Regions from separate parts of the Homo sapiens genome. Here all the other regions are linked to region 2. Evidence: chromatin contacts called from ENCODE Hi-C or POLR2A ChIA-PET data. All regions are on one chromosome and are shown on one strand. The core of a region is the stretch at or near the end of the contact, and the rest is flanking DNA. Distances in the headings are between cores, read along the strand shown.

Region 1 (3,627 bases), core at 527-3,026, 160 kb after region 2:
GATCTTTGGATAGAGGAGATGATCGTGGATTATCCAGGGGGCCTGATGCAATCACAGGGGTCCTTACAACAGGGGCAAAGGAGAGGACAGAGTCAGGCAGAAGAAGGAGATGTAACAGAAGCATGACACAGAGTGATGTGAGGAAGGGGCCATCAACCCAGAAATGTGGGGGCCTCCAGAACCTAGACCATGCAAGGAAATGGGTTCCTCCTCGAAACCGCTACGAGAAAGCAGCCCTGCCAACACCCTGACTTCAGCCTACTGAAACTGATTTCAGACTTCTAGGCTCCAGCTACAAGGCAATCAGTTTGCGGTTTTTTGCATTTTTTTTTTTTTTTGGAAAAATGAAAGCTGATTTTTATTTTATCATCAACAGCCATTCTTTAGACATGAACATGCATACGTAATATTCTATGCACACATCGCAGTTTTGAACATTAGTTAATAAAGTTTAAACATACTACATCCTTACAGAAAACATCAAAATGCAAACTTAAGTTTGTGTTTTACACCAACAAGTTTGTGGTAATTTCTTCTTCTTTTTTTTTTTTTTTTTTTTTTTTTTTTGAGACACAGTCTCGCTCTGTCACCAGGCTGGAGTGCAGTGGTGCGATCTTAACTCACTGCAACCTCCGACTCCCTGCTTCAAGCGATTCTCTGCCTCAGCCTCCTGAGTAGCTGGGATTACAGGCAGGCACCACCATGCCCGGCTAATTTTTGTATTTTTAGTAGAGAAGGGGTTTCACCATGTCTTGATCTCCTGACCTCATGATCCACCTGCCTCGGCCTCCCAAAGTGCTGGGATTACAGGCATGAGCCACCATGTCCGGCCTATGTGGTAACTTCTTACGGCATCAAGAGGAAACTAGTATAGCCATCTGGAGAAAGGGGGACAGAACCACTGGACACACAGAAGCAGGGGTGTCCCTGAAGGGTTCACCCTACCAAGGGGTTCACACTACCCTCCTTCTCCAGACCCTAGGGACCAGCTGAAACCTCTCTTTCTCCATCACCAAAAATTAGGACCAAAGGCCTCAGATGCTGTAATCAAGAGCTGTGTCTTTTTTTTTTTTTTTTTTTTTTTTGAGATAGGGTCTCACTCTGTCTCTCAAGCTGGAGTGCAGTGGTGCAATCTCAACTCACTGTACCCTCTACCTCCCGGGCTGAAGTGATCCTCCCACCTCAGCCTCCTGAGTAGCTGGGACTACAGACGCCTACCACCGTGCACAGCTAGCTTTTGTATTTCTTGTAGAGACAGGGTTTTGCTGTGTTGCCCAGGTTGGTCTCTAACTCCTGGGTTCAAGTGATCCACCCACTTCAGCCTCCATAAGTGCTGGGATTACAGGCGTGAGCCACCACACCGGCCACGAGGGCTATGTCTTAGGAGAGGTGTTCAGTGGAGTATCTTAGCATTAGACAGAAAAAACCTCCCATCCTGGCCTACCGCATTTGAGATTTATAAATATCCAAATTAACCAAGGAAACAACAGAAAAACAGTAGTTGGACAAAGAGTTTGTGTGTGCTACATGTTTATTTTATCTAATAGGAGACACCGAACTAGAAACATCTACATTCAAGAAGAATCCCTGGATCCACAGTTCCTTTTATCAATTCACAAAAGCCAGGCCGAGCCAACCTTACCCAATATATTCCACAGGTGGGCCCGCCTGAAGCCTCGCTGTGATGCCAGGCAGCCAGCCTGAAGAACTGGAAAGCCAGGGCCCGTGCACGCTGGGCTCCTGAAGACAAAGGAAACAGAATGGCTCGGGAAGGCCGTGGCACCCTGCCCGCCTCCGTGGTAGCCTGGGGCCACTGGATCTTGCTGTCTCCGCAGCACCTGAGAGGTGTGAGCCAGGCAGCCAACCACATCAGAAGCTGGCTGCCGGCTGCCCCAATTGCACAACACCTCCAGGGGAGCCAGCTTTCCAGGACTGGGTTTTACACACCATACGGGCACTGGCCATGTTGACCCAGTCAAGGCATGGCACCTTGAAGAATGGCCCACGCAAAGACCGGCCATATGGACAGAAGGCATCCTGCCACAGAGCGATTTCTGAATCACCTCTATGCAAAGAATAGTCTTCTCTCTTACGCAAAGGAGATCCCATCACCACCATCTCATTTCTATCCCAGGCTCCTCCAGTTCTCTTTCAATCACAAGCCAGACTACCCAACCACTTAACTCTCTAGGCCCAGATATGACTTAATTCTCCCACTCCTGCATGTTTGTTGCCACTTCCCCATTTTGTGTTAACAATTAACCTGAAGTATTATGTTAACAATTAACATGAATTGTGTTTTGGTTTTTAAGGTCGGAGTAACTAGGATTACTCAATAGGATTTAAATGTTCAATTTTAGCACACATGTACAAGGCGCTACTTTGTACATGACAAGATGAAGTGGTTTAAAAAAAAAACAAAACATAACCACCTTTCACAAAGGGTTCTCATTCAGCCTCCTGCTTGTGAAAGATACGACTTTGAATAGTGAAAGTCCCAAGAAGGGTAATTCAAGCAAAACTGGTTTCTAGTTTGCCTTGATTCAAATTCTTTATGCTACTTGACCCATTTCTCTTTTCCTCTTGCTTCTCCTGATGCCTCTCAAAATAATAATAAACCAACCCCAGAAATAGAATCCTGTCTTCCTTAGATGTCACCATATGACTAATTTATGGCCTTTGTTTAAAGCCCTTACACCAGAGTTGACTCCAGTAATTTCCTCCTCTTCTATTTGAATGTCCATTTACAGCCTCTCTGTAACCTCTGGGTGAACTGAGAATGTTCTCTGTGCCTCTCATGATGTGGATTCGCACCCTGGTGACAGCAGAGTGGCTCCGAGCAGAATCTCCCCATTACAGCTGAAGCCCACTGGGACCCTACCCAAGTTCACGTGTATATCCCAAGAGAGTTTGCTGAACACTCCTTATGCCTTAATGCACCTTTGAAAAAAAAAAGACTAAGGGGGCTGGGCGCAGTGGTTCATGCCTATAATCCCAGCACTTTGGGAGGCCAAGGTGGAAGGTTCACTTGAGCCCAAGATTTCAAGACCAGACTAGGCAATATGGCAAGACCTCATCTCTACAAAAATAAAAATAAATCAGCCAGGCGTGGGGGCATGTGCCTGTGGTTCCAGCTGCTTGGGGGTGCTGAGGCAGGAAGATCACCTCCCTCAGCCTTGGGAGGTTGAGGCTGCATGGAGCTGTGATTGTGCCACTGCAATCCAGACTGAGCAACACTGCAAGACTCCCATCTCGAAAAAAAAAAAAAAGGCAAAAAGATATCAAAGGCTGAGTGGGCAATTTGAATGTGTTCCCAAGACGTGATGGGAATTTTCTACGTTTGGATTCAGGGGAGTGGGGTCTTAGTTTTGCTCTCATTCAGGGAGGTGGGTCCCAAAAAATATCCCCTGTTGGCCTTAGGAGGAGGAATACTTGAAAGGTATATCTGAAAATGCTCCAAGTTTTTTCCTGCCCCGCTTTCCAGTGGTGCCCTTCGCCAAGTCATGAAAACTCTGCCAACACTGTTCTCTCTCCAGCACTCACCTGGGCTCCCCACCAATGTCTTGGCTGCCGTCACGACTAAATAATGCCTTCTCTTCTTCCCCTCCACCCACCCCTCTCTGGTCT
Region 2 (4,030 bases), core at 386-2,885:
CCCATTTGGGTTTCACAAGGACAGGAAGTTCCTCCACCTACAGAGATAACAGAAAAATAAAAAATAAAGACTAAGCTGAGTGTGGTGGCTCATGCCTATAATCCCAGCCCTTTGGGAGGCTGAGGCAGGAGGATCACTTGAGCCCAGGAGTTTGCCCAGCCTGTGCAACATAGCGAGACTTCATCTCTACAAAAAATAAAAGTATTAGCCAGGTATGGTGGCACATGTCTGTAGTCCCAGCTACTATGAAGGCTGAGATGGGAGGATAGCTTGAGCCTAGGAGTATGAGGCTGTAGTGAACCGCGATCGTGCCACTGCACTCCAGCCTGGGTGACAGAGCAAGATCCTGTCTCTGTAATTGACAAAAACAAAACAAAACAAAACACTAACAAAACAAACTTAATTCCAAGTTAACAAAAGCTGAGGAGTTATTTTTTCCCAACTTCAGGCTGCAGCCCTGCTAGGTTTGCAAAGAAATGGGAAATTTAAGGATAACTCTGAAGGTTGTATAATTCATGCCACTGGTTCTAAAAAGCAAAGTTGCCTTCCCCACCAAAATCCTTCATCTTTCAGACAAAGGCAGGGTTTTCTTGCCGTTTCCAACACCTGACAGTGTGAACTACCGGAGTAAGAGAGCAAGGACCAGGGCCCGCTGCTCCTCAGCCTGAAAGGCGGGGCAGCCAATCAGAACTAATCTCTGTGCTGGAAGTAAATTCAGTGTTCTCTTCCCTGATCTGGTGCGGCGGGGGGCTCTGACGGCAGGGGTGGGCTTGCTTCCCTTGGTGCCCCCATCCCATACCCTAAAAACTAACAAGGGCCTTTCTGGTCAACACCTCTCACCACAAGCAGCCGTGGAAGAAATTATTTTAGATCAAGCCCAAAATGAAATCCAAAGCAACGAGGCTGACTTTATGACTTATTTATTTATTTCTTCCTTCACGAACAGAAGGTTAATATAAGAGCAACTCCTTGGCAAACCTTTAAGGGTAATTCAAGCGACACTGATGTGAATCAATGTTCCCTTTGTGAACACATTACTTGGCAGAAACTGGCTTTTTGTAACCCCCTTAAACATAGCCGGCAAAACAAAAAGAGGGGGGAAAATGTCCTTCAAACAAAAGGATGAGGTGAAAATAAAGAGAGAGTCGACTGCACTTTATTCTCTTTCATAGAAGCAAATGGATCTGGTGCTTTTATACATTAATCAATCAATATCACTGGCTGTACATCAGCAGGGTAGCCAAGTTATGAATGACCTTTCTGGCAAAGAGGACACTTTTAATGCTCATAAGACTGCTCATAGCTTAGCAACTTTCCGAATTTATGCCTGCATGATTACCCCTTGGAGGCGAGCAGCCGTGAGTGCTGCACTAAATATGGCAAGGTTAGTCGTTTTCAATTTGTGCAGAGGGAGGAAGAGATGTGGACCTGGCTGCCCCATTTACGCACGAGCTGCCGCAACCTGGGCGACACAGAGGGCAGAGCCCCAGGCCCTGCAGCGGGTCAGGGCTGGCCTCCCTTCTGGAAAGCCGGCCGGGTCTCCTGCTCAGCTTCAGGCCAAACCAAACACGGCAGCTTCAGACAGCTCATCTAGAAAGCTGTGCCCAGCTCAACTTCGCTTTCTGTCTGCTTCTCACAATCAGATCCTGAGTTCCTCAAGCTGACAGCCAGGCCGGACTGGCCAGCACGGGGTATTCCCAGGCTCCCTCCACACCCTCTGCCCTCTGGCTTCTGTGCCTCTGAAAGCCCTCCCCACGTTGATTGGACTCCTCCAACCAGGTCACAGCTTGATGTTTCCAAAAAGCAATGAGAACTTTCATCTTTGTTTTTTCTTTTTTTAAAGCAATCCACAGAAGGGCATTTCTACCGAAAAGATGACGCTCTCCAGAAACAGGCAGCCCACATAAACAAACTGTTGGGCCAATCCTCTTTCTTTTCCCCTGTCACCAACTCAGCCATTCTCTTCATGTCCAAAAGGCGAGAAAGTTCTCTGGATTCCATTCTTTGTGGGTGGAAATGGGGCAAAGGGTTGCCTGTGGGTCTGGATTTCTATGACAACCGCTATCGTCCCAGAGAGGCCGCAAGGGGGCAAGAGACAAAATCCCACCTCAGCCTTCTTCTCCCAACTCCTCTTTTACAGCCATGTTTAAAGTCTCTGGAAGTCTGGAAGAGATTCCCAACTTGGACATGTGGAAGTCCACTTATAAGGCCCCACTTTTTTCTGTCTCCCATAGAGGGAAATAAAGACGTTTAGGGATTTGAAATATAGCTTTAACTTCATATAAATTAGAACAGAAGAAACCACAGGCTAAAACTCATTGGCCCCACTGGAGTACAAGGAAAATTCAGCGCAGAAACGAGCTTTACTGAGACCATCCTTTAGTCTACAAGGAGTTGCCCAGTGAGGGGAGAATGCGGCAGGACATGGGTTAGAGGAAATGAACAGCTGGGTTGTGGTCACTTCTGGTAATGGCCTTAAGAACACAATTGGGCCACTCCGTGTTCATATTTCTGAGATCAGAAGAGTTTACAGAAACAGGACTCCGCTCCAAGGTATCACTGATAGAAGCCCCCAGGCCGTAAGACAGGCTAGTTTACAGAAATGGAAGATAAATAACAATGAAAACAAGGAGAAGAGAAGCTTGTAAGGACACTATGCAGGCATCTCCGAAGGGGTGGCGAGTTCTTATTTCCGTGCCCCTCGACATGGTGGACGTTTGCAGCTCCTAGCCCAGCTGGGAAGTACAACACTCCCTCAGCGTTCCACATACTTAAATAAATAATCCTGGTCTCGTTACCGATTATATTTTAACAGATCCAGATTCCCATCTAGAAAAACGGCTTTCTGTTTAGAGCAGGGAGGAAAACACAGAGCCCCCTCCAGCTGGTCCCCCTGCAGAGCTGGTTCTGGGATGGTGCCGCAGACACCCGCTTCCTGTTCCATCAGGCCTCGGTGGAACGGCTCTGTTTTCCCCCAGGAAGCTCCAAATCCACAAAGTCAACAATTCTTAAAAGCCTGCCCGCTTTCCCCCCTCTTTCCTTTCAGCGTTTAACAAATATCAAACGTGTGTCCCTCCAAACCACCTTCCAAATTTACAAACTTTTTACTTTTTGAGACAGAGTCTCACTCACTCTGTTGCCCAGGCTGGAATGCAGTGGCACGATCTCAGCTCACTGCAACCTCTCCCTCCTGGGTTCAAGTGATTCTCCTGCCTCAGCCTCCCGAGGAGCTGGGACTACAGGCATGCACCACCACGCCTGGCTAATTTTCTATTTTTAGTAGAGATAGGGTTTCACCATGTTGGTCAGGCTGGTCTTGAACTCCTGACCTTAAGTGATCCACCCGTCTCAGCTTCCTAAAGTGCTGGGATTACAGGTGTCAGCTACCACGCCCAGCCAAAATTTACAAACTTTTAGGTCCCCTTTGGAGCTGCCACCCTATGGACCGCCCTCACAGAACACAACACCTCAGGGAAGGGGTTGGCTAAATGCTCAGTCGTCTGTCCTTTCTCGATCTTTGCGCAAGCCTGGCTGTTCCTCTGACAGCTCTCAAAAATTCATCCCTGGTCTGACAGTTAAAAATAATGCATTTATTTTTTGTGTGCACAACGGTGACTTTACAGCCTCCCAGGGTTTTCCCAAGTTACAGACACCACTTGCCACCACTTTTCTTCATCTTCTCTTACCTGGCCAACAGCAACGGGTCAGCAGATGCTTTTCTCACGCACCTTCCCTCTCCCATGCAAATGACTCCCTAACCCGCCATCCACCTGGCAGACACCTGTGTCCCCTGTGCTGTGTTGACATCACCCTTCTGGAAGTGCTTGGTACCAACTGTCCCCTACAGCCACTGGGCTGTCTTGTCACACATTGCCATATGGCATGTCCTCGTTTTGCATATTTAAATCGCTATATCAAGAATATTAACAAAGATAAAAGGGTATGAGATCTTCCCACTAAGCATCGGGTGGAAATTCTCACATTAGTAATAATGCAATGTGAACCCAACCCCCAGGATGGAGAAGCCACT
Region 3 (3,896 bases), core at 310-2,809, 190 kb after region 2:
ATGAGGGAACTCGAGGGGCCAACTCTACAAACTCGCACCTGCTGCTTGACGGCAAGGAAACAGAGTTTCCCCAGCTAGGGTGAGCTTTAAATTATACACTATTTATTTAGTGACTTGTCTCCAAGGATCTCAAAGCATAGAGAGAAATAAGATGATGTGTAACTTTCTCACAATCTACCTTCAAGGCTTTGCCCTGGTGCATTCTGACAAGCAGGACCCAGTATGAAGGAGAGGCCTTCCTTCTGTGCCCAGGCAGAGCCATCTGTTCTCTCTGGGGTTTTCTGTCAGTGGCTTTAGGGAGTCTTCAAGGACTGTTAAATGACACAGAGGGTGGGGGGAGGGATGACCCTCCTGGATTCACCTGCTCACGGCTTTCACTTAAGCCAGTTTAACACAGGAGGTACCACTGTGCCACGCAATTCCCTCTTAGCACACACCATGCGTGAGCTGCAGTCTTTGCCCTCCAGGCCTTTTCCTATCATAACACAGGTGTGTCCAAGGCAGAAAAGAACATTTTCCAGAAGGTTCGTTTCCCTCCAAGCCTACAATGCTTCTTTTTGTTGTTATTGTTTTTCTGCTACTGACCTAAACATAGGCATTCCTCCTCCTAACAGGATAAAAATCTTGACTCTCTCCTTTGCATCAGCTCCCCACCCCGCCCCTGCCCAAGGAAATAAATGCTCTGACTTTTCCAAGAGTGCGAAAAAACTAAAATTAGAGGGTGGACAAGATGATCTCCAAAGGTGCCCTCCAGCTCCAAAACTCTGATTCTCCCTTTAATTACTCCACAAGCGCATTCTTCACATTGTTTCGAACTGACCAGCGACTTCTCCAGGGCTGAAAAGGGTGCATTTTTAGGCGGAGGCACCCAAACTTCTAAATGACACCAGTACCACAAGTATTCAGAAGGCAGGAACTAATCCAAAAGCAGACTCAGGAAAGGAGGAGGGAGGGGAGGACAGAGGGAAGGGAAGGAAGGAGGAAGGAAGAGCTTTACTGTGTGCCCAGCAGAATTTAGGCGCTCTCACCCTAGGTAGGTGGCAACTGGAGTCTGGGAGTTCAAGTGCATCCAGCCTGCCCTTCCCCCACACGCCCCAAGAGAATGGGAAGTTCAGCCAAGACTCGCAGCACCTGCCCGCGGCTCCAGGCCGGCTGCGCGGACCCGGAGGGAGGCTGCACTCACCTGGCACACCAAGCCTCCGCGCACCTCCGGAGGGAGGCGGCACTTGCAGGTCCGGGGGCCGCGCCGCCATGCGCAACAACGGGAAATTCCAGTGGCACCCGAGCCCCGAGCTCACCCACCCCAGGCGGCATGCTCCCCACCTCCCGCTGGCCCCAGGACTCGGAGGTGGCTCTGGTCAGGAGCAGGGGGCCCGGAGACAGGGGAGGGGAGCTCATGGTGGCGGCAGGGCTGGCGGTCGGCCCGTCCCCGGAGGGAGGTCCCCGGGACGCGGCGGGGATTCACCCACGGGGCGCGGCGCTGGCGTCCGGGTCCCCGGCCTGCCCGCCGCCGCCGCCTCCTCCTCTGCCGCCGCCCGCCCGGAATCGCTTTATGTAAATGAAGCCCAACTCGCAGTTTGCAGCGCGCACCGCCCGGGGAAGGGGGGCGGGCGGGGCGGGGGGCCTTCGGGGATCCACATTACACAGCAACAAAGCGGAAGGTTAATTTGAAACTCACAGCCCCGCTGCCGCTCGGCTCCCCGGGCAAAGCCTGACATCTACAGTCGTGCCGGGCGCAGGCCGGGTTGCTCGGCGGCGACCGCGCCCGCCCGCCCGCAGGGACCCGGGGACGCACAGGGACGCGCGGGACCCGGGCGCTCAGCTGCGCTCGCTCCGCTTGGGGCGCGGGCCTTGGGGCAGGCCGGGGGTCCCGCGCACCCGCCTGGGGCCAGGAACCCTCGCCGCTCGGCCTGCGCCGCCCCGGGAACCGGCCCCGGCGGGAACAAAGCCCAGGCCCTCCCGGAGGCGCTGACCCCTCGCTCATCAAAGGTCAGGGGCCGGCCTAGAATCGGGCGAGAAGAAAGGGACGCGCCCTCGGCCACTAAAAGGAGCCTGAGGCCTCCGAACCGGAGCCATCGCTCCCTGGGCCCCGTCCACGTCACAGCCAGGCCACTCAAGCATGGGGACAGGAGCCAATGTGGACAGGAATTTATTGGAAACACACACCCATCCTATTAACTGCTTTACAGAGCACTTCTGTTTTTCAGTTGCAGAAACTTATAAAAACATCCCCCTGCTCTCCGTTGAGAGTTTAAGGATAGTTTTTGAGGCCAGAGAAAGAGAAAAGGAGAGATCACTAGAAAGATAGGAAGAAAAGAAGTGGGAAGAAAAGGAGATGCAGTCTACCATGTAAGCCTCCAGGCTCCTTAGCCTCACCTTATAAAGCCACATCACCGCAGAGATAGCAAAGATCGTGCCCTTTCCCAGGGAGTTCCTACCGCCAGGGTAAGATTTAAAGCGGCCACCCCAGTTGGTCAAAGTGATTGCTGGGCGCCTTTCTATCTCCCCAAGTTCACCTTTTCCAGTTGGTCAAAGCGATTGCTGGGCGCCTTCTATCTCCCCAAGTCCACCTTTTTCCATTCTCATCTGAAAGCCAGCCCCAAAGAAATCTCACCGGAAGTCCTCTGTCCTCCCTGTCAGAATCCCACCCTCAGTCTGAATTTACTCCCGATTCTCACAGCACAGAAAGGCACCTGCTTTTACCCTTTCTGAAAACCACCCACCCAGGCTGGCCTTACAGCCTGGAGAGTCTTTTCCTCGGGCACAATAATGAACCATGCAAGTGTTAGAAATATAATCAGCTCATGAGGCGAAGAGCAGTATGTATGGAATTGTATTAGCATGAGGCACACACTGACTCGGGAGAAAAAGGGATGCTTAGCTGGTGAAAACCATCACATCCCCGTATAGAAGGCTTTTTGCACAATGTAAGTTGGGTTCAGATTAATGTAAGTATCTAACCTGTTGGGTACAGACAGCCCCTTTCTACATTTTAGTCCAGAATAGATTCTGGGGAAATTTATTTATTTATTTATTTATTTCAGCTAAGGCCCTGGGAGAAAAGACTGCCTCCAGGGAATCATGTCCGATTAGGGACAAAGGAGGGCACAAGCCCAATTCAGTCACACGTGAGAGCACGGGGGCCGGGTGGGGGGAGTTAAGAGCCAACAGGGAAGGTGGAGGATGAGTTTGCAAACCAGACTATGGTCACTGCAGAGCTGCTTCCAGACCACCTGACTTCAGGCCCAAGAACAGGTGGTGTTTTCAAAACACACTGTTATTTATATTGGCCATATAAGTTGAGAACACCTTAAAGAAAACAATTAATAATTTAATTGAAAAAGTGACTATGAATAAGACATGAAGATGACGTATGCTAGCAGGACCGCAAGCAACGTGGCCCACAACGCAGAGATGCCTCTGGCAATCTCTCCGGAAAAACGAAGATTCCTTACCTGGGATAGGTAAGGCCTGCTGGATAAATTAAAGACAACAAGAAAATGTTGATACTCTCAGAAAATCTAATTTTGCTGCTTTATCTTCATTTTTATTAACAGGGGACAACCTCGTAATCTGGTGACATCATGATCCTGGTAGGCCCACAGACAAATACCTTCAATAAAATAAAAGCTAGAAAGCCCAAAGAACAAGCTATTAAAGTAACCTGGGAGGATGCAGCACTGCCTGGGCAGAAGGCCCGGACGGGATCTGCCCTAATACTGCCACTGTCCCAAGAGGCAGACCCTGCAACCTGCCTCCTGCACTTGAGAGGCCTGACAAGTAGAACTGAGAGTGACCCTGAGTTCCTTTTCTTTATCTGGCACCAGCTACACACATGATGAGGCCTAGTCAAGCCTGCCTTTGTTCCAGGCAAAAATTTAACAGGTAATCCACAG

Evidence for each region. A loop is a pair of places that touch in the nucleus more often than their neighbours do. ChIA-PET counts read pairs that join two places held with the same protein, here RNA polymerase II (POLR2A). Pooled maps may share reads with other maps.
Region 1: a pooled map shows a loop between it and region 2 (2.4-fold over the local background). The contact joins two enhancer-like sites. A Hi-C loop is called at or near these places in 1 of 168 maps with a recorded cell type or tissue (Calu3) and 5 of 50 pooled maps. POLR2A ChIA-PET finds 5 or more read pairs at or near these places in 1 of 52 experiments (endothelial cell of umbilical vein).
Region 3: a loop to region 2 is called in a map of ovary, with 2.2 times the contacts of the local background. The contact joins the promoter of ZFHX3 here to the enhancer-like site in region 2. A Hi-C loop is called at or near these places in 29 of 168 maps with a recorded cell type or tissue (A673, CD14-positive monocyte, Calu3 and 20 more), 3 of 37 single-sample maps with no recorded cell type and 20 of 50 pooled maps. POLR2A ChIA-PET finds 5 or more read pairs at or near these places in 5 of 52 experiments (A549, A673, AG04450 and 2 more).

What each region holds. Positions count from the first base shown.
Region 1 is chr16:73,013,980-73,017,606 of GRCh38, forward strand. The region is part of intron 1 of ZFHX3 (zinc finger homeobox 3); the gene reads right to left. Among named protein-coding and RNA genes, the nearest start is that of ZFHX3, 32 kb to the right of the region's middle. RefSeq lists enhancers at 1,296-1,796, 2,345-2,494. Within about 2 kb of position 1,777, at least 13 of the 41 ENCODE cell types and tissues checked have a DNase peak (open chromatin) inside an H3K27ac peak, as active enhancers do.
Region 2 is chr16:72,857,332-72,861,361 of GRCh38, forward strand. All of the region lies in intron 4 of ZFHX3 (zinc finger homeobox 3), which reads right to left. Among named protein-coding and RNA genes, the nearest start is that of ZFHX3, 190 kb to the right of the region's middle. Within about 2 kb of position 1,636, at least 8 of the 41 ENCODE cell types and tissues checked have a DNase peak (open chromatin) inside an H3K27ac peak, as active enhancers do; they include ascending aorta, ovary and prostate gland, where a contact is called at or near this core.
Region 3 is chr16:73,046,569-73,050,464 of GRCh38, forward strand. It overlaps ZFHX3 (zinc finger homeobox 3), which reads right to left and starts at 1,560. Exons shown (of 10, transcript NM_006885.4): 1 at 1,184-1,560. LOC124903719 (a long non-coding RNA gene) reads left to right here and starts at 1,010. Exons shown (of 2, transcript XR_007065116.1): 1 at 1,010-1,232; 2 at 3,558-3,896. RefSeq lists enhancers at 854-1,389, 1,926-2,461 and a silencer at 1,151-2,000.